Regions from separate parts of the Homo sapiens genome. Here all the other regions are linked to region 1. Evidence: read pairs that join two places in POLR2A ChIA-PET (ENCODE). Cell type or tissue: Panc1. All regions are shown on one strand. Each heading gives the region's core, and the rest is flanking DNA. Links, peaks and the distances in the headings are about the cores only. Region 1 overlaps HDAC5 (histone deacetylase 5). Region 2 overlaps LSM12 (LSM12 homolog). Region 3 has its middle 12 kb from the start of MAP3K14.

Region 1 (6,279 bases), core at 1,149-5,148:
TTAGAGCTCAGACTTGAGCCTCAGACATCCCAGCCCTGCCATGTAAGCAGCTTTATGACCTAGGGTGAGTGACTTCATCTCCCTGTGCCTCAGTTTTCCCATCTGTGCCTCTCCCAAGGTCACCACGCAGAATTAATGAGATGATGTATATGATGTTCGTAGCACTGCACCTGGCACATTGCCATGGAGGAGCTACCTGTGCTCTGAGAATTAGCAGATGTTCCCTGGTCCCTTTTCCTGGATTGGGGTGAGGAAAGGGGACCAGGGGACACCTGTCTGCCCAGGAGGAGTATCCCTACACCCTAGAAAGAAGCTGAGGCTGAGCAGCCTCTGGAGGCGACACTCCAGAATGAGCGGGAGGGAGCTGCCATTTAGCAGGTGTTTAGGGGTCTCTCTGCTGGTTGAAGGGGTGGGGAGGCACCTCTCAACTCTGTGGGAGGGCAGAAGTTAAGCAAACCTCCATGGGGCTATTAGAACTCCAGGGAAGGTGCCTGTGTGCCAGCCTCTCCTAGACCCTTCCAATTCCTTTACCTGTTCTGGAAGGCAAGAAGAAAGACGGAGGCTTGAGTCTGGCTTCTTGGTCTCCATCCCCTGGCTTGCTTGCCAAGAGTAGCAGCCAGAGCCGCTCCCAGATGCATGGGTACCCTGGCCGGCGCCCTTCCCCAGCCCAGCCTCTGGCCACCCAGCGCTGTGGCCTTGGCCCTGAGTGCAGGCCCTCCCCTGTTCCCATCCCCCTCGCCTGGCGCTTCCTCCTGGGGTAGAACCGCCTCCCCCCCCATGGGGCCTCCTGGCAGCCCGCCCGCAGCTCCCTGAGCATGCTCCACCTATTTATAGACAGGGCCCTCCCCCAACTGCTATTTCAGTCTCCTGCCAGCTGCCGGCGGCGGCTCATTCGGGAAGGAGGAGCAGGGAGCCGGGCCCAGAGCTGTCACCCAGGGTTGGGAGGGAACACAGAGCCCGCCTGCCCGCTGAGCTCCCCTTCCTGTCCCAAGTGCTCAGCCATACCCCAGCTCCCAGGAACCAGGGAGAGGCTGGTGGTCGGATGCCCCTCTAGAGCAGAGCTGGGCCTGCAGCTCTAGGGCCTCCCTGCCCCTCCTGCCGCCAGGAGTGCCCAGGCCGGATGAGGCACTTCCCTACAGTGTGGGTCCCGTCGGCAGTGGCCTGAGGGAACCTGTGCTGTGCGGGCTGCCCGACCACCTTCCCTTCGGTCTGCTCCCCGCCTCTGGCGGCCCCCTCCCTGGCATGCTGCTGGTGCCCAAGGCTCAGGGGCTCGTGGAGATGCTGCAGACCATCTATGAGACAGAATCCTGTTTCTCAGCAGATGGGATGTCAGGTCGGGAACCATCCTTGGAAATCCTGCCGCGGACTTCTCTGCACAGCATCCCTGTGACAGGTAAGTGCCTTGATGTCCCTGCCTGCCCTCTGTCATCTGGCATCCTTGTCCCTGGGCTGAGCATCTGGCCCTGAGCCTTGCACAGATAGGGTCCTGCATAGATCTGTCTTGAGAGTTTTGTTGAGAATACACAGGGCTGGGGGATCCCTGCTCAGAGAGGCCCCTGCCCTCCCTGCCCAGAGCCTGCTGCTCCCCGGTGCCCCTCCGCTGTACTCTGCTGCATCTCTTCCAGTCCCTTCAGTCTCTGGCAGGGTCGGCATCCACTGCTGGGGGCTGGGGGTTACTGGAGGATCCTGGCCTAGTTGGCACTGTGGTCAGAGGGGAGGAAGTGGGTCAGTGACCCGCCTCCATGCTGCCCGCTCCCCAAGTTTGGGCAAGGGAAGAAGGTGTAGCTGGGTGTCCACAAGAATAAAGGTTACTCCAGCTCCTCTGGCTTGGTTCTTGGGGCTACAGGATCGAGTACAGTGACTTCCGCAAGTCCCCAGCCAGGAGTCTCTTGAGAATCAGACACTTGGGGAGGCTTGGTGCAGTCATGATGGAGTTAGGCAGAGGCTGGCAGCTTGGATATTGAGGGGCTTGGCTGCCTTAGCCCCTAGCTGTCTCCCGATGGCGCTCCTCTCCCCAGGTCTGGGTTGATTCCCATCTCATGAGGATGAAGAGGTGTTACTCTGGCTCAGATGGGCTTCGGGACCCCCTAATCCTGCCACCTTCTCAGCAGGAACTTTTTTGGCTCTTGGCTAGGGGTGGGGTCCCCCAGAGCTGGGCCGCTCCTTCCCTCACTCCCAGGAACCTGTTGGCAGCATCAAGCCTTCCTGGCACAGCCTCCCCACCAGGCCGGCACCACAAGATGCTTCCTCCAGGGAGGGGCCTGCTGGACCCATGCCTGCTCAGCCCCTCCTGGCAGTGGCTTGGCACTCAAGTGTGGGTGTCTGTGTGTGTGCGTGTGAATGGGGAGTCCTTGCCTCTGGATATGTGGGTGTGCATCCCAAGCTTCAAATTGGAAAGTGGGAACTGTGTGCCTCTGCAGGTGCCTGTGATTTGGCTCTGAGCTGCCCAGGGATAAGGTTGCAGTGGGACTTGGATGTGTCAGAGCATGAATGTTTTGGGAAGATTCAAAAAATCTTTGGAACATGGCTTATCATCTGCCCAGGCAGGGATGCCCATGCAGTTTTCTCATGTAGGAGCATGACCCTGAAGACTAGCCCTGCAGGGTATCCATGCAGGCCCCGAGGATAGGGGCATTACCCTGGGGCCAGCCCTGTAGGCTGGGGTGGGGATGGGGGTGTAACCTTGGGAACCGGCTCTACAAGATACCCACGTAGTCCCCTGAGGTAGGGGCGTATGCCTGGGGGCCCCCTACACAGGTCCCTGGGATGAGGAATAAACCCAGAGGGCTGGTTCTTATCCTGGTCTGGAGTCCACAGGTCCAGCTAAAGACCCTGCCTGCTGGCCCCTAGCCCACAGCCTCTGGGACTCAAGGTGGTCTCTTGGAAGGCAGAATAATCCCAGAGCATCTGCTTGGGACAGCTCCACGCCATCTGGCTTATCAGGTCCACCCATCCTGCCCTGTCGCCTCTGTTCCTTGCTACCAGCAGCAGCCAGCAGTTGGCCGGAAGTTTCCTCCTCAGCTTGTTCATTCACCTGCTTCCAGATTGTACCCCAGAAACCTTGCAGGCTGGGACCCTGCTCTCTCATCTCCTCCCTAAGCCTGGCTGCCCCTGCATGGACTCCCAGGCAGCCCCTCTGTCCAGATCCCTGTCTCCCCACTCCACCCCCAACGCTGGCTGGCCTTCAGAGTGGTGGCTTGGTCCATGCTGGCAGGAGGGAGGCGTGAGTCACCTCAGCGGCTCGGGGAGAGGGCTAAGAATGTTCCCCCTGCGCAGCTCTGATGCTGTGTCTGTGACGCGGCTAGGGACAGATATAGGCCTGGAGCTCGGCAGCCTTGTTTTTTTTTTGTTTTTTTTTTGTTTTTTTTTTGGACTCTGGAATGTAAATAGATGTTTCAAATAGAAACACTTTAACCTTTGGGTTAAAAAAAATCCACCCCGGATAAACACGGCCATGAGGGCCCAGGCAGCCTGGTGTTTCCCTCCCCACCCCCTCTCCCCATCTCTTGATCGGTCTCCAGACAGGATGCAAGATCCTATGGCTGAAAAAGCAGGTGTCCAGGGAAGCTTCTTTGGATGGTGTGAGTTGCGCAGGTCTCCCAAGCCCAAGGGGTTGGGGCAAGGGTCTTTCGAGGGTGGTGCCTGCCTGCCACCTCCAGCAGCATCTTTAGAACCCTATTTTAGGGATAGCCTTTGCTCTCTGGGCTGTCTTGGTTGTTGCCATTGCCCAGCACCTAGCACAGTGCCTGGCACATGGATGAATGAATGTCGCATGGGGAGGGCTGGAGTCCAGAATTGCTGGCAGGATTCCTGGGCTCTATTCTGGGGCCTGGACCTCTGGGTGAATAGAGACAGCTTTAGTGAGTCACCCCAGCGGGTAAGACAGAGCCTTAGCCTACCGAAGGACAGGGGCAGTCTGCTGTTCTTGCTTAAAGAGTGGGGCGGATCTCAGCATCTGCTCTTAGCGATCAGAGGTCTTCCTTGATGGATGGGGTCTCTGCCTGGCCACCCTACCACAGCTCCCCAGTGCACAGTGGGCACCACCATCATCCCAGCTTAGTTCTGGCTTGGGGAGCCTGGGAGTTTGAACTCTAGTATGGGATTCTCAAGGACACAGAGGTGGGGAATTCTCTGCCTCCCTTATGTGGGCCCTGGATTCCCCTTTGTCTTGTACTGGGTGGAGCTGATGCCCAGACAATACGCAGGACTTTATGAGATGGCATGGAGGAGGAGTCTGCTTTTCCCATGGAGGGAGGGTGTGAATCCTGCTTGTGCCAGGAAGGAATGCTATGGACACTGGGAAGTGCCATGGGGTCCAGGTTTGGTCTTAGGGCTTTCCCTGGATATTCGTGTTCGTGCTCTTCAGTCTTTCTGGGTTTGGCTGTGTGTATAGGTATGTAGTGCCGGGAGGGTAAGAAGTGCAAGACTCAGGGGTGAGAGTGGAACTATTATAATGCACTGAGTGACAAGGCTATCAGGTACTTTCCCTGCCCTTTTTTTTTTTTTTTTTTTTTGATACGGAGTCTCCCTCTTTTGCCCAGGCTGGAGTACAGTGGCACGATCTTGGGTCACCACAGCCTCCACCTCCTGGGTTCAAGCGATTCTCCTGCCTCAGCCTCCCGAGTAGCTGGGACTACAGGCACACGCCACCGTGCCTGGCTAATTTTTGTATTTTTAGTAGAGATGGGTTTTCACTATGTTGGCCAAGCTGGTCTCGAACTCCTGACCTCGTGATCCGCCTGCCTCAGCCTCCCCACAGTGTTGGGATTGCAGGCGTGAGCCACCACGCCCGGCCCTTGCCATATCTGTTTTAGGACAGTGTTGATAGCTGTGGTGTATAATTGAGAAGGCTCAGAGAGGTTAAGGAACTTACTGGACATGGTAGCTCATACCTGTAATCCCAGCACTTTGGAAGCCTGAGGGAGGAAGATCACTTCAGGCCAGGAGTTTGAGACCAGCCTGCGCAGCATAGCCAGACCCTGTCTCTACAAAAAAATGTAAAAAAAAAAATTAATCAGGCACAGTAGCATGCACCTGTAGTTCTAGCTACTCAGGAGGCTGAGGCAGGAGGATTGCTTGAGCCCAGGAGTTTGAGGCTGCAATGAGCCATGATCACTGCATTCCAGCCTGGGCGCTATAACAAGACCCTATCTCTTAAAAAAAGGGAACCTGCCCAAGGTCACAGAGTAAGTGAGAGCTGGAATTTGAACTCAGGTGTCTGGGTAGGACCATTGCTAATCCACATAAAAGCTACTTTTGGCCGGGCTCGGTGGCTCACACCTGGAATCCCAGCACTTTGGGAGGTTGGGAGTTTGAGACCAGCCTGACCAACATGGAGAAACCCCGTCTCTACTAAAAATACAAAAAATTAGCCGACGTGGTGCATGCCTGTAATCCTAGCTACTTGGGAGGCTGAGGCAGGAGAATCGCTTGAACCTGGGAGGCAGAGGTTGCGGTGAGTCGAGATTGCGCCATTGCACTCCAGCCTGGGCAACAAGAGCAAGACTTTGCCTCAAAAAAAAAAAAAAGCTTCTTTTGTGCAGATTTTTAAAAGGTGGCCCTCTTCTGGGTAGATACGTCCTCATGCCAGTGTGCATGGCCTGGCGATTGGAGCTTGGGCTAGATGTCAGCCCCAACTCACCCCTTTAGACGAGAGCCCATGTGCAATATGCCACCTACACAGCCTTAAGTGCTGGGCCTGTCAGTGCGCGTCCACAGTTTGTGCTCCTAGAGCACAGGAACCATTCTAGCCTTGGGGGCCTCCTGGGGTTGTGAGAGGAGGCTTTGTTTTCTGTAAATACTGAGGACCACTTGGTCTGTGATCTTTCTCCCTGAGGGGATTTTAGCCCAAGGAGAGGAGGGGCTCAGGAATAAAGTTGAACACCAGCCCCCATACAACCTCCTGTGTCCCCCTCCCCCTGCCTCATCCCCTCTTCTTGTTTTTGAGACCCTCAGCTGTCCCTTCCCTGCCACACAGCTGCCAGACAGGAAATCAGATTAACTGTGTCCATGCACACAGCTGTAACAGCTGTCAGGTTGGCAGGAGGCAGCCTGGGGACGCTGTGAGGCAGTGGTTCTCAAACTTTTGGTCGCATCAGAATTAACCAAGGGAGCGTATTAAAATGCAGATTCTCAGGCCTTGACACCCTGCCCCCCCAACAAAGGTTTGGATTCTGTAGGGCAGCCCAGGAACCAGTGATTTAAACTCATGTCTCAGGTGATTCTGATGCGAGTAGACTGAGCCCATCCTTGGAGTAAGAGCTGTGTGGACATGGGTCA
Region 2 (6,279 bases), core at 1,014-5,013, 60 kb after region 1:
TCTTGCTGTCACCCAGGCTGGAGTGCAGTAGCATGATCTTGGCTCATTGCTACCTCCGCCTCCCCGGTTCAAACAATTCTCCTGCCTCAGCCTCCCAGGTAGCTGGGATTACAGGCACATGCTACCACACCCAGCGGATGTTTGTATTTTTAGTAGAGATGGGGTTTCACCATGTTGGCCAGGCTGGTCTTGAACTCGTGACCTCAAGTGATCCACCCGCCTCGGCCTCTCAAAATGCTGGGATTATAAGCGTGAACCACTGTGCCTGCCCTAACATTTTTTTTGGTAGAGTCAGGGGCCTTGCTATGTTGCCCAGTCTGGTCTTGCACCCCTGGACTCAAGCCATCCTCCTGTCTTGGCCTCCTAAAGTGTTAGGGTTACAGGTATGAGCCACTAATCCTGGCCTGATTCAATATTTTGATTCATTGTTATTTATTTACTCTTAGGTATTCTAGAACAGAACTTCAAGTAGAGTACTGTATTTTTTTAGTTCCTAACTGTCCAATTTGTAGGGAACTATATATATATATATTTCCCCCTCCCCGAGATAGGGTCTTACTTTGTCACTTAGGTTGAAGTGCAGTGGTGCAATCTCACCTCACTGCCACCTCCTCCCCCCAGGCACAAGCTAGGCTCCCGAGAAGCTGGGACCACAGGAGTGCGCCACCACACCCAGCTAATTTTTTTTTTTTTTTTTTTTTTTTTTTGAGACGGAGTCTCGCTCTGTCGCCAGGCTAAAGAGCAGTGGCACGATCTTGGTTCACTGCAACCTCTGCCTCCCAGGTTCAAGCGATTCTCCTGCCTCAGCAGTAGCTGGGACTACAGGTGCCCGCCATCACGCCTGGCTAATTTTTAGTAGAGACGGGGTTTTACCATATTGGCCAGGCTGGTCTGGAACTCCTGATCTTGTGATCTGCCCTCCTCTGCCTCCCAAAGTGCTGGGATTACAGGTGTGAGCCACCACTCCCAGCCAATTTTTGTATTTTTAGTAGAGAGGGGGTTTCACTATGTTGGCCAAGATGGTCTCAATCTCTTGACCTCGTGATCCGCCCACCTCAGCCTCCCAAAGTGTTGGGATTACAGGCGTGAGCCACTACGTCCAGCCCCCCAGCTAATTTGTTAAAAAATTTTTTGTAGGGTTTTGCCATGTTGCCCAGGCTGGTCTCAAACCCCTGAGCTCAAAGTATCCACCCGCCTATCTCCCAAAGTGCTGGAGTTACAGTTGTGAGCTACCATGCCTGTCCAGGAACAGTATTTTATTAGAAATGTTCAGGCACACTGGGCGCGGTGGCTCATGCCTGTAATTCCAGCACTTTGGGAGGCTGAAGCGGGCAGATCACTTGCGGTCAGGGGTTCGAGACCAGCTTGGCCAACAGGGTGAAACCCCATCTCTTCTCAAAATACAAAAATTAGCTGGGTGTGGTGGCACGTGCCTGTAATACCAGCTACTCTGGAGGCTGAGGCAGTGAGGCAGGAGAATCACTTGAACCCAGGAGGTGGAGGTTATAGTGAGCCTACATCATGCCACTGCACTCCAGCCTGGGCAACAGAGCGAGACTCCATCTCAAAAAAAAAAAAAATGTTCAGGCACAAGCTTTCAGCTAGGGAACAGTTGCCCTGGGGATGCTGATATTCAGAAGATATATTTTTGAGAGCCTATTTGTTGCTAGCTAAGAATAAAGGCTTTGTCTGGGTGCGGTGGCGCATGCCTGTAACCCCAACACTTTGGGAGGCTGAGGCAGGTGGATTACCTGAGGTCAGGAGTTCGAGACCAGCCTGGTCAACATGGCAAAACCCCGTCTCTACTAAAAAAAAAAAAAATACAAAAATTAGCCGGGCATGGTGTCCACATGTCTGTAACCCCAGCTACTTGGGAGGCTGAGGCAGGAGAATCGCTTGAACCCAGGAGGTGGAGGTTGCATTGAGCTGAGATCGTGCCATTGCACTCCAGCCTGGGCAACAAGAGAGAAACTCCATCTCAAAAAAATAAAAATAAAAAGAATGAAGGCTTTCCAAGAGCCTACCCCAGATTCAAAACATAGGGAACATGCAAGGGCCCTTACGATGACAGTTCTTTGCCACTCTGGTCTGCCATCCCTTGACACCCACCAGGCTTGCAGGCGTCATAAGCAGTTCCGGGCAGCAGCTGCAGTGTTTCCTAAGCCCTCTGTGAGGGCAGCTGGTTGGAAGACCCAAATACACAGAGAAGGCAAACTGAGAGTGGCTCATTGGAGTCAGTAGGTCACACCCAGCAGGCTCCTCTCTGGCTTCTCTGTTTCCCTTGTTGTATCAGCTGTCTCAGCCTGTTAAATACTTGTAGTAGGAATCCCTCTGGATTCCCCACGGCACCTGTGCCTTCCTGGTCTGGGCATGTGGAAATAAGATGGCCCAGCTGGTGACTGAATAACAAGATGAAGTGCATATTGCTTGGATTTTGTTCTTTTGGCTCCTCCCTTTTCCTTCCATGTCACTGCGTGCAGACAAGATATGTGTCCTTGGTGTTCATTAAATCACTCACTTGTGGGACGCAGTGGCTCATGCATTTAATCCCAGCACTTTGGGAGGCTGAGGCGGGAGGATTGCTGGAGGCCAGAAGTTCAAGGCCAGCCTGGGCAATATAGCAAGACCCCATCTCTACAAAAATAAAAAAAAGTAGCTGGGTGTGGTGGCGCACACCTATAGTCTCAGCTACTCTGTAGGCTGAGGTGGGAAGATCGCTTGAGCCCAGGAGTTTGTGACTGCATTGTGTAGGATCATGGCACTGCACTCCAGCCTGGGCAGAAGAGTGAGACCCTGTCTCTTAAAAACAAAAACAAACAAACAAAAATAAGGGTTACCCAGCATCAGGCATGATTAGAAGCCGGTTTTTTTTGTTCGTTTTGTTTTTGTTGTTGTTGTTGTTGTTTTTTAAAGACAGAGTCTCTGTCACACAGGCTGGAGTGCAGTGGCACAAGCTCAGCTCACTGCAGCCTCCGTCTCCCGGGTTCAAGTGATTGTCCTGCCTCAGCCTCCCAAGTAGCTGGGACTACAGGTGCACACCACCATGCCCGGTGCTAATTTTTGTATTTTCAGTAGAGACAGGGTTTCACAATGTTGGCCAGGCTAGTCTGAACTCCTGGCCTCAAGTGATCTTCCTGCCTTGGCCTCCCAAAGTGCTGGGATTATAGGAATGAGCCACTGTGCCTGGCCTAGAAGCCTTTTAATATTGATGTGCTTTGATATCGAATGCATATACTTTTCTCCTTTGCCCACATCAAGGTGCTATATATAAAACGGGCACAGGAGGAAACACTGGTTAGTATACAAGGACTGTGTTTTCACTGGGAATCATGCAGAATGAAAGGAGAGCCAGGTAAGCACAGATTGTCATGTGCAGTGATTTCAAGTAAGCCATATGCACATTAATAACAAATATTTGTAAGTTTATGCTTCTTGGTTTGCCTGAACCCAGTGTGTTCTTAAACTTGGTGCTTTTTATTCTTTGAGATGCTAACCAGTTAGTGCTTCTAACTGATTGGTAGTGAGGCCAGCAGCTAGCATGTTTGCATTGAAAATGGGTGTAGTATGGGTGATAGTCATTGAATTTTTATGGTTACTTTTTTTTTTTTTTTTTTTGAGATGGAGTCTCTCTCTGTCACCCAGGCTAGAGTGCAGTGGTGCAAGCTCGGCTAACTGAAACCTCCGCCTCCCGGGTTCAAGCAATTCCTCTGCCTCAGCCTCCCAAGTAGATGGGACTACAGGTGCATGTTACTGTGCCCGGCTAATTTTTGTAATTTTTGTAGAGATGGGGTTTCGCTATGTTGACCAGGCTGGTTTCGAACTCCTGGGCTCAAGTGATCTGCCTGCCTTGGCCTCCCAAAGTGCTGGGATTACAAGCATGAGCCACTGCTCTTGGCCTGGAAAAAATTTTTCTATGTTTTGCTGCATAAAGAAAATGAAAAGACAAGCCATAGACTGGGAGAAATAATTTGCAAAACATACATCTTACAGAGCACTTGTGTCCAGAATGTATAAAGAACTCTTTTTATTTGCGTGTGTGTGTGTGTGTGTGTGTGTGTGTGTGTGTGTGTGTGTGTGTTTAATACGGACACTGTCTATGTTGTCCACACTGGTCTTGAACCCCTGGCTCAAGTGATCGGCCTTCCTCAGCCTCCCAAAGTGCTAGGATTACAGGTGTGAGTGACCACGCCCAGCCAAGAACTCTTAATAAGGCAGCCCGGGCTTGGTGGTTTATGCTTGTAATTCCAGCACTTTGGGAGGCTGAGGTGGGAGGATGATTTGAGATCAGGAGTTTGAGACTAGCCTAGGGAACACAGGGAGACCCCATCGCTACATAAAATTAAAAAAAAAAAAACAGAACAAACAAACCTGCCAGGCATAGTGGTCCTTGCTTGTGGTTCCAGATGCTTGGGAGGCTGAGGTGGGAGGATTGCTTTAGCCAAGGAGGTCAAGGCTGCAGTGAGCCATGATTATGCCAGTACACTCCAGCCTGGGCAACAGAGCAAGACCTATCTCAAAAAAGAAAATAATAATGATAATAAGACAATCCAGGCTGGGCATGGTGGCTCATGCCTGTAATCCCAGCACTTTGGGAGGCCGAGGCAGGTGAATCACCTGAGGTCAGGAGTTTGAGACCAGCCTGGCCAACGTGGTGAAACCCTGTCTTTACTAAAAATACAAAAATTAGCTGGGCGTGGTGGTGTGGGCCTGTAGTCCTAGCTACTCTGGAGGCTGAGGCAGGAGAATTGCTTGAACCTGGGAGGCAGAGGTTGTGGTGAGCTGAGATGGTGCCACTGCACTCCAGTCTGGGTGACAGAGCAAGACTCCATCTCAAAAAAAAGACAGTCCAATTAAAAATGGGCAAAAGCTTTGAATACTGTATCAGAGAAGATACAGTAATTACAAATAAGCACATAAGATGCTTGATATCATTAGACATAAAGGGAAGTACAAGTGAAAACCACAGTGTGAAACTGCTATACTTCTGCTAAAATGGCTGAGATCAGAAAGGCTAACAGTACCCAGTGTTGGTGAGTAGGTGGCAGATTTAGAACTATCAAACATTAGGGCCGGGCGCTGTGGCTTACGCCTGTAATCCCAGCACTTTGGGAGGTCGAGGCGGGTGGATCACGAGGTCAGGAGTTCGAGACCAGCCTGGCCAACATAGTGAAACCCCATCTCTACTAAAAATACAAAAAATTAGCCAGGCGTGGTGGCGGGCGCCTGTAATCCCAGCTACTCGGGAGACTGAGGCAGGAGAATCACTTGAACCCCAGAGGCGGAGGTTGCAGTGAGCCAAGATCGCGCCATTGCACTCCAGCAAAAAAAAAAAAAAAAGAAAAAAAAAAAGAAAACAGTTTGACAGTTCCTTTTTTTTTTTTTTTTTTGAGACGGAGTCTGGCTCTGTTGCCCAGGCTGGAGTGCAGTGGCGCATTAATCTCAGCTCACTGCAAGCTCCGCCTCCTGAGTTCACGCCTTTCTCCTGCCTCAGCCTCCCGAGTAGCTAGGACTACAGGCGCCCGCCACCATCCCCGGCTGATTTTTTGCATTTTTAGTAGAGACGGGGTTTCACCGTGTTAGCCAGGATGGTCTCGATCTCCTGACCCCGTGATCCATCCGCCTCGGCCTCCCAAAGTGCTGGGATTGCAGGCGTGAGCCACTGCACCCGGCCATTTTGTTTTGTTTTTAAGGAAACTTCACTAGCAGGAAAACAATTACTTTAAAAATTAAACATACACTTACCATATGACCCAGAAATTCTACTCTTAGTTATCTACCTAACAAAAGTAAAAACATGTCCACACACAGAGACTTTTTACTTTTAAAAAGCAAAATCTTTTTACTTTTAAAAAGTAAAACGTTGGCTGGGCATGGTGACTCACACCTGTAATCCCAGCACTTTGGGAGGCCGAGGCGGGCGGATCATGAGGTCAGGAGATCAAGACCATCCTGGCTAACAGGGTGAAACCCTGTCTCTACTAAAAATACAAAAATTATCCGGGCGTGGTGGCGGGCGCCTGTAGTCCCAGCTACTCGGGAGGCTGAGGCAGGAGAATGGCGTGAACCCAGGAGGCGGAGCTTGCAGTGAGCCAAGATCGCGCCACTGCACTCCAACCTGGGAGACAGAGCGAGACTCCGTCTCAAAAAAAAAAAAAAAAAAGTAAAATATTTTTACTTTTACATACACAAAGACTTGTGTGTGACTGCTGCCAAAAACTGGAAACAGCCGGGTAGGGTGGCTCATGCCTGTAATCCCAGCACCTTAGGAGGCCAAGGTGG
Region 3 (6,279 bases), core at 1,121-5,120, 1.2 Mb before region 1:
AACCACCATGCCCAGCCACCATTTTCTTTTTTGATTTATTTTATTTTAAATTTTTTGCAGAGACGAGGTCTCACTCTATTGCCCAGGCTGGTCTTGAACTCCTGGGCTCAAGCAATCCTCTCGCCTTGGCCTCCCAAAGTGTTGGGATAACAGGTGCGAGGCACCATGTCTGGCTGACTTTGCCAATTTCTAGCTTAGTGCCCTTGGGTAAGTACTCTGTACCTCAATTTCCTCATTTGCAAAATGGGGATATAAGAAAACCTGCCTCACTGGGCTCCTTGGAAAAAGTAAATGCATTAGTACAGCTATTCTCAAAGTATGGTCCTGGGACCCCCTGGAAGTCCCCAGGACTCTTTCAGGGGGTCCATGAGGTCAAAACTATTTCCATAGTAATGCTAAGACATTATTTACCTTTAGTGCTCTTTTGTGGAGTTTTCCAAAGACCACGTGATATAGGACATCACAACTGATTGAATGGAGATCTATGAATGCCGCTGTCTTCCATTAAGCTAGATTAAAGGGATTTGCAAAATATAAAACAATGCCACTGTCTTCAGTAATTATTTTTTATTTTTCTAAATAGTTATTTTCAAAAAGAATGTTTATATTCATATGTAATGGGTTATTAGTATTTTTAGTGAAGGCATTTTTTTAAATTTATGAGTTTTAATTTCCAGTACTGTAAATATCAATAAAAATTCCAGCGGTGCACAGTCTGCTTGCACTGGCTTGGGAAAGTTGACTGTACATATCTCTTCCCATTTCACATTCAGTGATGTTAGGTTGGTATCTTGAAATCGGCCACGGTGGGCCAGGCACGGTGGCTCACGCCTGTAATCCCAGCACTTTGGGAGGCCGAGGCGGGTGGATCACCTGAGGTCTGGGGTTCAAGATGCCTGTAGTTCCAGCTACTCAGAAGCCTGAGGCAGGAGAATCTCTTGAACCCGGGAGGCAGAGGTTGCAGTGAGCCAAGATTGCACCACTGCACTCCAGCCTGGGCAACAGAACAAGATTCCGTCTCAAAAAAAAAAAAAAACAAAAACAAAAAAGAAAGAAAGAAAAAGAAATTGGCCATGGTGGAAGTATTTACACTATGGAAATTGGTAAGTGCTACAAATTAGGACTTTTCAGCAGAGAACCAATTGTTAAACATGTACCATCACACCATCGGATATCATCTATAAAAACAAAAGCTCTTTGGAGTCCTCAAAAAAATTTATGAACAAGCCAAAAAGCTTGAGAACCGCTGAGCTGGTACTTATAAAAATGTTTAAGTCAGGCCGGGCAAGGTGGCTCATGCCTGTAATCCCAGCCCTTTGGGAGGCTGAGGCGGGCAGATCATGAGGTCAGGAGTTCAAGACCAGCCTGGCCAACATGGTGAAACCCCACCTCTACTAAAAATACAAAAAATTAGCTGGGCATTGTGGCAGGTGCCTGTAATCCCAGCTACTCGGAAGCCTGAGGCAGGAGAATCGCTTGAACCCAAGAGGCGGAGGTTGCAGTGAGCCAAGACTGTGCCACAGCACTCCAGGCTGGGCAACGGAGCGAGATTCCATCTCAAAAAAAAAAAAAAAAGTTTAAGTCAGGGCCTGGTACATGGTAGGTCCTCAGTCATTAATTGAGAGCTCCACTAGATTTCAAAACTCAAGGACTTGCCCTCTAATGGATGGCCTTACTTTTTGTTGTCTCTTATTTCTCAGGCTCCCAGGTGCTCCTTCAGTTGCCTTGGAGCCCTGCGTGCTCCCACCTACTCCCTCTCCATTCAGCTGCGGTCCCTCTTACTGCCCACCTCAAATGTACTCTGCCCAGGGCCCAGAGGTATCACCCACTCTCCGACCTGTGCCGCAGAGAAAGCCAACAACCACAGCTAGAGACTTACTACCACCTACTTGACCTAAAGAACACATTTGTGAAATGCCCCTTGTTTACCTTTCCAACCACCAAGCTAATTGTTTGTGTCTTTAGCTAACAAGTTGTGGGTGATTACAGCCCCACTTGTGGTTATGGGCACTGTTCAGAAGCTTCTGGCTTTGAGATCTCCTCGAAGGCTTACTTGGTCTTGGTTGTTTCATCATATTATATTTTTAGAGAATTACAGGGCAAGCCTCAGCCAGATTACGAAAATCTGACTAAGGGTGTTGCATCAAGGTCCCCAGCAGGAGCATCTCCAACCCCCTCCAGAGCCAGCAATGACAAAGAGAGCGGGGCCTTTGGGGGATTCAAAGTGAAAGAGATCTTCTAAGAGAATGCAAATTGGTGACAGTTCATGAAAGCAAAACAAAGCGCCCGGCGCGGTGGCTCACGCCTGTAATCCCAACACTTTGGGAGCCCAAGGCGGACGGATCACAAGGTTAGGAGTTCGAGACTAGCCTGGTCAACATGGCGAAACCCCATCTCTACTAAAAATACAAAAATTAGCAAGGCTTGGTGGCATGCACCTGTAATCCCAGCTACTCGGGAGTCTCAGGCAGGAGAATCACTTGAACCTGGGAGACAGAGGTTGTGGTGAGCCGAGATCACGCCACTGCACTCCAGCCTGGTGGCAGAGCGAGACTCCATCTCAAAAAAAAAAAAAAAAAACCCACAAAGCAAAATTTTCATGACCAGGAACTCCAGGAAATCTAAGTATAAGAATCACCAAATAAGTAGTAAACAATAATAAATGATAAGCAAATCAGCTGCCTAGGAAGAATTATGGAGGTGAGAATGTTTCAACATGAAAGATGAGTGAAGATACAAAAATAAACATAAAATACAATATAATAAGCCTAGCCTTTTCTCCTTGCTTTGTTTAATTTGATGATTTCCTAACCTCACTCATTTGACTATCACCTTTGTGGGTTTTTTCCACATCTGAATTCCACCTATGTTATTAATTTACTTAACATTCTTCTCTATATTGACTCATTTTTTTTTTACTTAAATTATTTTGAGGCTGGGCACGGTGGTTCATGCCTGTAATCCCAGCACTTTGGGAGGCTGAGGTGGGAGGATTGCTTGAATCCAGTTGTTGGAGACCAGCCTGGGCAACATAGTGAGACCCTGTCTCTACAAAAAATAAACAAAATTAGCCAGGCATGGTGGTGCATGCCTGTAGTCCCAGCTACTTGGGAGGCTGAGATGGGAGGATTGTTTGAGCCCAGGAAGTTGAGGCTGCAGTGAGGCATGATGGTGCCACTGCACTCCAGCTTGGGTGACAGAGAGAGACCTTGCCTCAAAAAAATAAAATAAAATAAAAAATAAGTTTAAAAAATTATTTTGAAAGGAACCTGCGTATTTTAAAGGGAACCTTCATATTTTGACTATAGATGGAAAATCAATAACATTTGCTATATAGAAATAAATCCAGTAACAACCAAACATTGTTATTCAACTCTAGCTAGGCTCTGTGGTCTGTCATACACTCTAAACCTAAGGCCAGCACTTTCTGTCTTAAAGAAATTTACAAGTGTCAGAGAGAGATACATTAAAGACATATCGGCACTCAGCGAGGTGCGGTGGCTCATGCCTGTAATCCCAGTACTTTGGGAGGCCGAGGCCGGTGGATCACTTGAGGTCAGGAGTTCGAGACCAGCCTGTCCAAAATGGTGAAACCCCATCTCTACCAAAAATACAAAAATTAGCTGGGCTTGGTGGCACACACACCTGTAATCCCAGCTACTCGGGAGGCAGAGGCAGGAAAATCACTTGAACCCGGGAAGGTGGAGGTTGTAGTGAGCCGAGATTGCACCACTGCACTCCAGCCTGGACAACAGAGCGAGACTCAGTCTCAAAAAAAAAAAAAAAAAAAAAAAAAAAAGACACATTGGCACCAAAGTGAGACTTTCTACTTGACTTAATTAGAAGAATTGAAAGTGTGACCCACTTCTAGTAGTTAATCCTATGGCTATTCTCCACTACAGAATGGCAGCTCCATGATGCAGGGACTCCATCTATTGTGTTCACTGCTCTGCCTCTGGTGCCTAGACCTGACCTGGTGCATAGTAGGTGTTCGGAAAATATTTGTGGAACGCATGGATTAACTAATATGCAAAATGAAATACATATAAGGATATTTATTGCAACAATTCTTATAATGGTTGGAAATGGTTGGAAACAAGTCTATCAACAGTGAACTGGGTAAATTATATACCAGTCATACAGTTGAATAGCATGAGTCTTTATAAAAGAAGGAGGCAGTTCTATATGTATGATGTGGAACCCACTGATAAGTGAGATAGGCAAGGTACAGGGCAGTTGTGGATAGTATGCTTCCATTAACTTTTTAGAAAGAGGCTATAGGAATGTATCGTTTGCACATGCTGAAGTACATCTGGAAAAATACACAAGGAACTGGTAAGAATGATTGCTTCGTCTACTGCCATACCACCCTGAACACGCCCGATCTCATCTGATCTTGGAAGCTAAGCAGGGTCAGGCCTGGTTGGTACCTGGATGGGAGAATGGTTGCTTCAAAAGAGCCTGGGGGCCAAGCACAGTGGCTCATGCCTGTAATCCCAGCACTCTGGGAGGCCGAGATGGGCGGATCACCAGAAGTCAGGAGTTCAAGACCAGCATGGCCAACACGGTGAAACCCCATCTCTACTAAAAATACAAAAATTAGCTGGGCCTGGTGGTGGATGCCTGTAATCTCAGCTACTTGGGAGGCTGAGGCAGGAGAAGCACTTGAACCCGGGAGGCAGAGGTTGCAGTGAGCCAAGACTGAGCCACTGCACTCCAGCCTGGGCAACAGAGCAAGACTCCATCTCAAAAAAAAAAAAAAAAGAAAAGAAAAGAAAAGAAAAAGAAAAAAAGAGCCTGGGGCCAGAGGTGGGAGAAGCATGCTCTTTTGGAATTTGTACAAACCGCATGCATCAATTATTCAAGAAATAGACAAATCTAAAAAAGAATTAGAGAATAACTAGCTCAGCATGAGATCCAATGTTTCTTAGAGCTGTGGGCCACCACACATCATCTAGTGCACCCCTCGGGAACCACATGCCTCCCTTTGGGGAACTGTGATTTATAGTAAAGCTCTGTCCAGATGGCACGGATTGCGTGAAAGCATTCTTGTCTCTACAGACAGACATCTGCTCTAATCTCTGCATCTTAACACCTGGGTTTTCCCTCTACCTAATTTGAGCATCCTTTATCTGAATCGGGTGAAATATATCTTGGTCCTGATCAAGACTTCTTGTGATTAGCACAAGGAGTCACGTAATCCTTGACTGACATTTCCGGCATCCTCTCTAGCCCATGAAGTCACTCATCTCCTTCCACAGCTTTCCCAGGTGAGATTCCCTTTCTCAGAAAACAGGAGTAGCTCTCTCTACTCATGTAGGCTACAGACCTTCTTTACTGTTTCCATGTGTTACACAATCCCTAATGAGCATAAGCTTATTACATTTTTTTTTTTGAGATGGAGTCTCACTCTGTCGCCCAGGCTGGAGTGTAGTAGCTTGTGATCTCGGCTCACTGCAACCTCCATCTCCCGGGTTCAAGCGATTCTCCTGCCTCAGCCTCCCGAGTAGCTAGGATTACAGGCATGCGCCACCATACCCAGCTAATTTTTGTATTTTTAGTAGAGACGGTGTTTCAACATGTTGGCCAGGATGGTCTCGATCTCTTGACCTCGTGATCCGCCCGCCTCGGCCTCCCAAAGTGCTGGGATTACAGGTGTGAGCCACTGCACCTGGCCAGCTTATTACATTTAAGGCTTTTGCCGCAGTGTAATTTCATCCTGGGGCTACTTTTCGCTGTTGGGAATTCTCAAGCTGGCTAAATTTTACAACTCTTAACTGTACCAGTCAGTATTGCATGTCACAGAAACCCAGCTGCAGTGGCTTCATCACATGCCAGAAGCTGAAGGTCAGCAGTCCCCAGGAGGTGGGCAGTCCCTGGCTGCATGACGGTTCCATGAGTCTATTGGGGACTCAGAGCCTAGCTTTCTGCTCTGCCATCGTAGAATTCTTATGCTCAAACACTGGCTGCTACACCTCCAAGCACTGGGTGTGCATTCCAAACTAAAGAAAGGGGATAAGGCCAAGGGCAACAGACAAAAGGGCTTGTGCCAGCTAGGTCTGTCCCCCAGCTTTCCCAGAAGCTCCATCCAGAGACTTCCATGTACATCTCACTGGCCAGAATTACATCAAATAACCACCCTAGCTGTAAGAGAGTCGGGGAAGCATTTCACACTGGGCAGGTCACCACTATGAATAAAATCCGGGTTCCAATCAAAAAAGGAGAGATTGGATATCCCCCTCTGAGCAAAAGATATTATGTTATTTTATTGTTTTATTT

What was found. ChIA-PET counts read pairs that join two places held together with the same protein. Peaks named below come from ENCODE experiments on the same cell type or tissue, not always from the same donor. Only the 100,000 strongest peaks of a DNase experiment are listed, where the experiment ranks them.
Region 2: POLR2A ChIA-PET joins it to region 1 with 8 read pairs; 8 of 35 experiments call an interaction of 5 or more read pairs at or near these places.
Region 3: POLR2A ChIA-PET joins it to region 1 with 7 read pairs; 1 of 35 experiments calls an interaction of 5 or more read pairs at or near these places.

Annotation. Positions count from the first base shown.
Region 1 is chr17:44,105,843-44,112,121 of GRCh38, reverse strand. It overlaps HDAC5 (histone deacetylase 5), which reads left to right. Exons shown (of 27, transcript NM_005474.5): 3 at 1,322-1,393. Among named protein-coding and RNA genes, the nearest start is that of HDAC5, 15 kb to the left of the region's middle. RefSeq lists enhancers at 1-108, 6,188-6,279. In Panc1, for the core only: no CTCF peak of the experiment used is centred there; no DNase peak of the experiment used is centred there; H3K4me3 peaks cover 338 bases; H3K27ac peaks cover 282 bases.
Region 2 is chr17:44,045,818-44,052,096 of GRCh38, reverse strand. The region is part of intron 2 of LSM12 (LSM12 homolog); the gene reads left to right. Among named protein-coding and RNA genes, the nearest start is that of LSM12, 18 kb to the left of the region's middle. In Panc1, for the core only: no CTCF peak of the experiment used is centred there; no DNase peak of the experiment used is centred there.
Region 3 is chr17:45,325,571-45,331,849 of GRCh38, reverse strand. It overlaps the pseudogene RNA5SP443. Among named protein-coding and RNA genes, the nearest start is that of MAP3K14, 12 kb to the right of the region's middle. In Panc1, for the core only: no CTCF peak of the experiment used is centred there; no DNase peak of the experiment used is centred there; H3K27ac peaks cover 3,728 bases.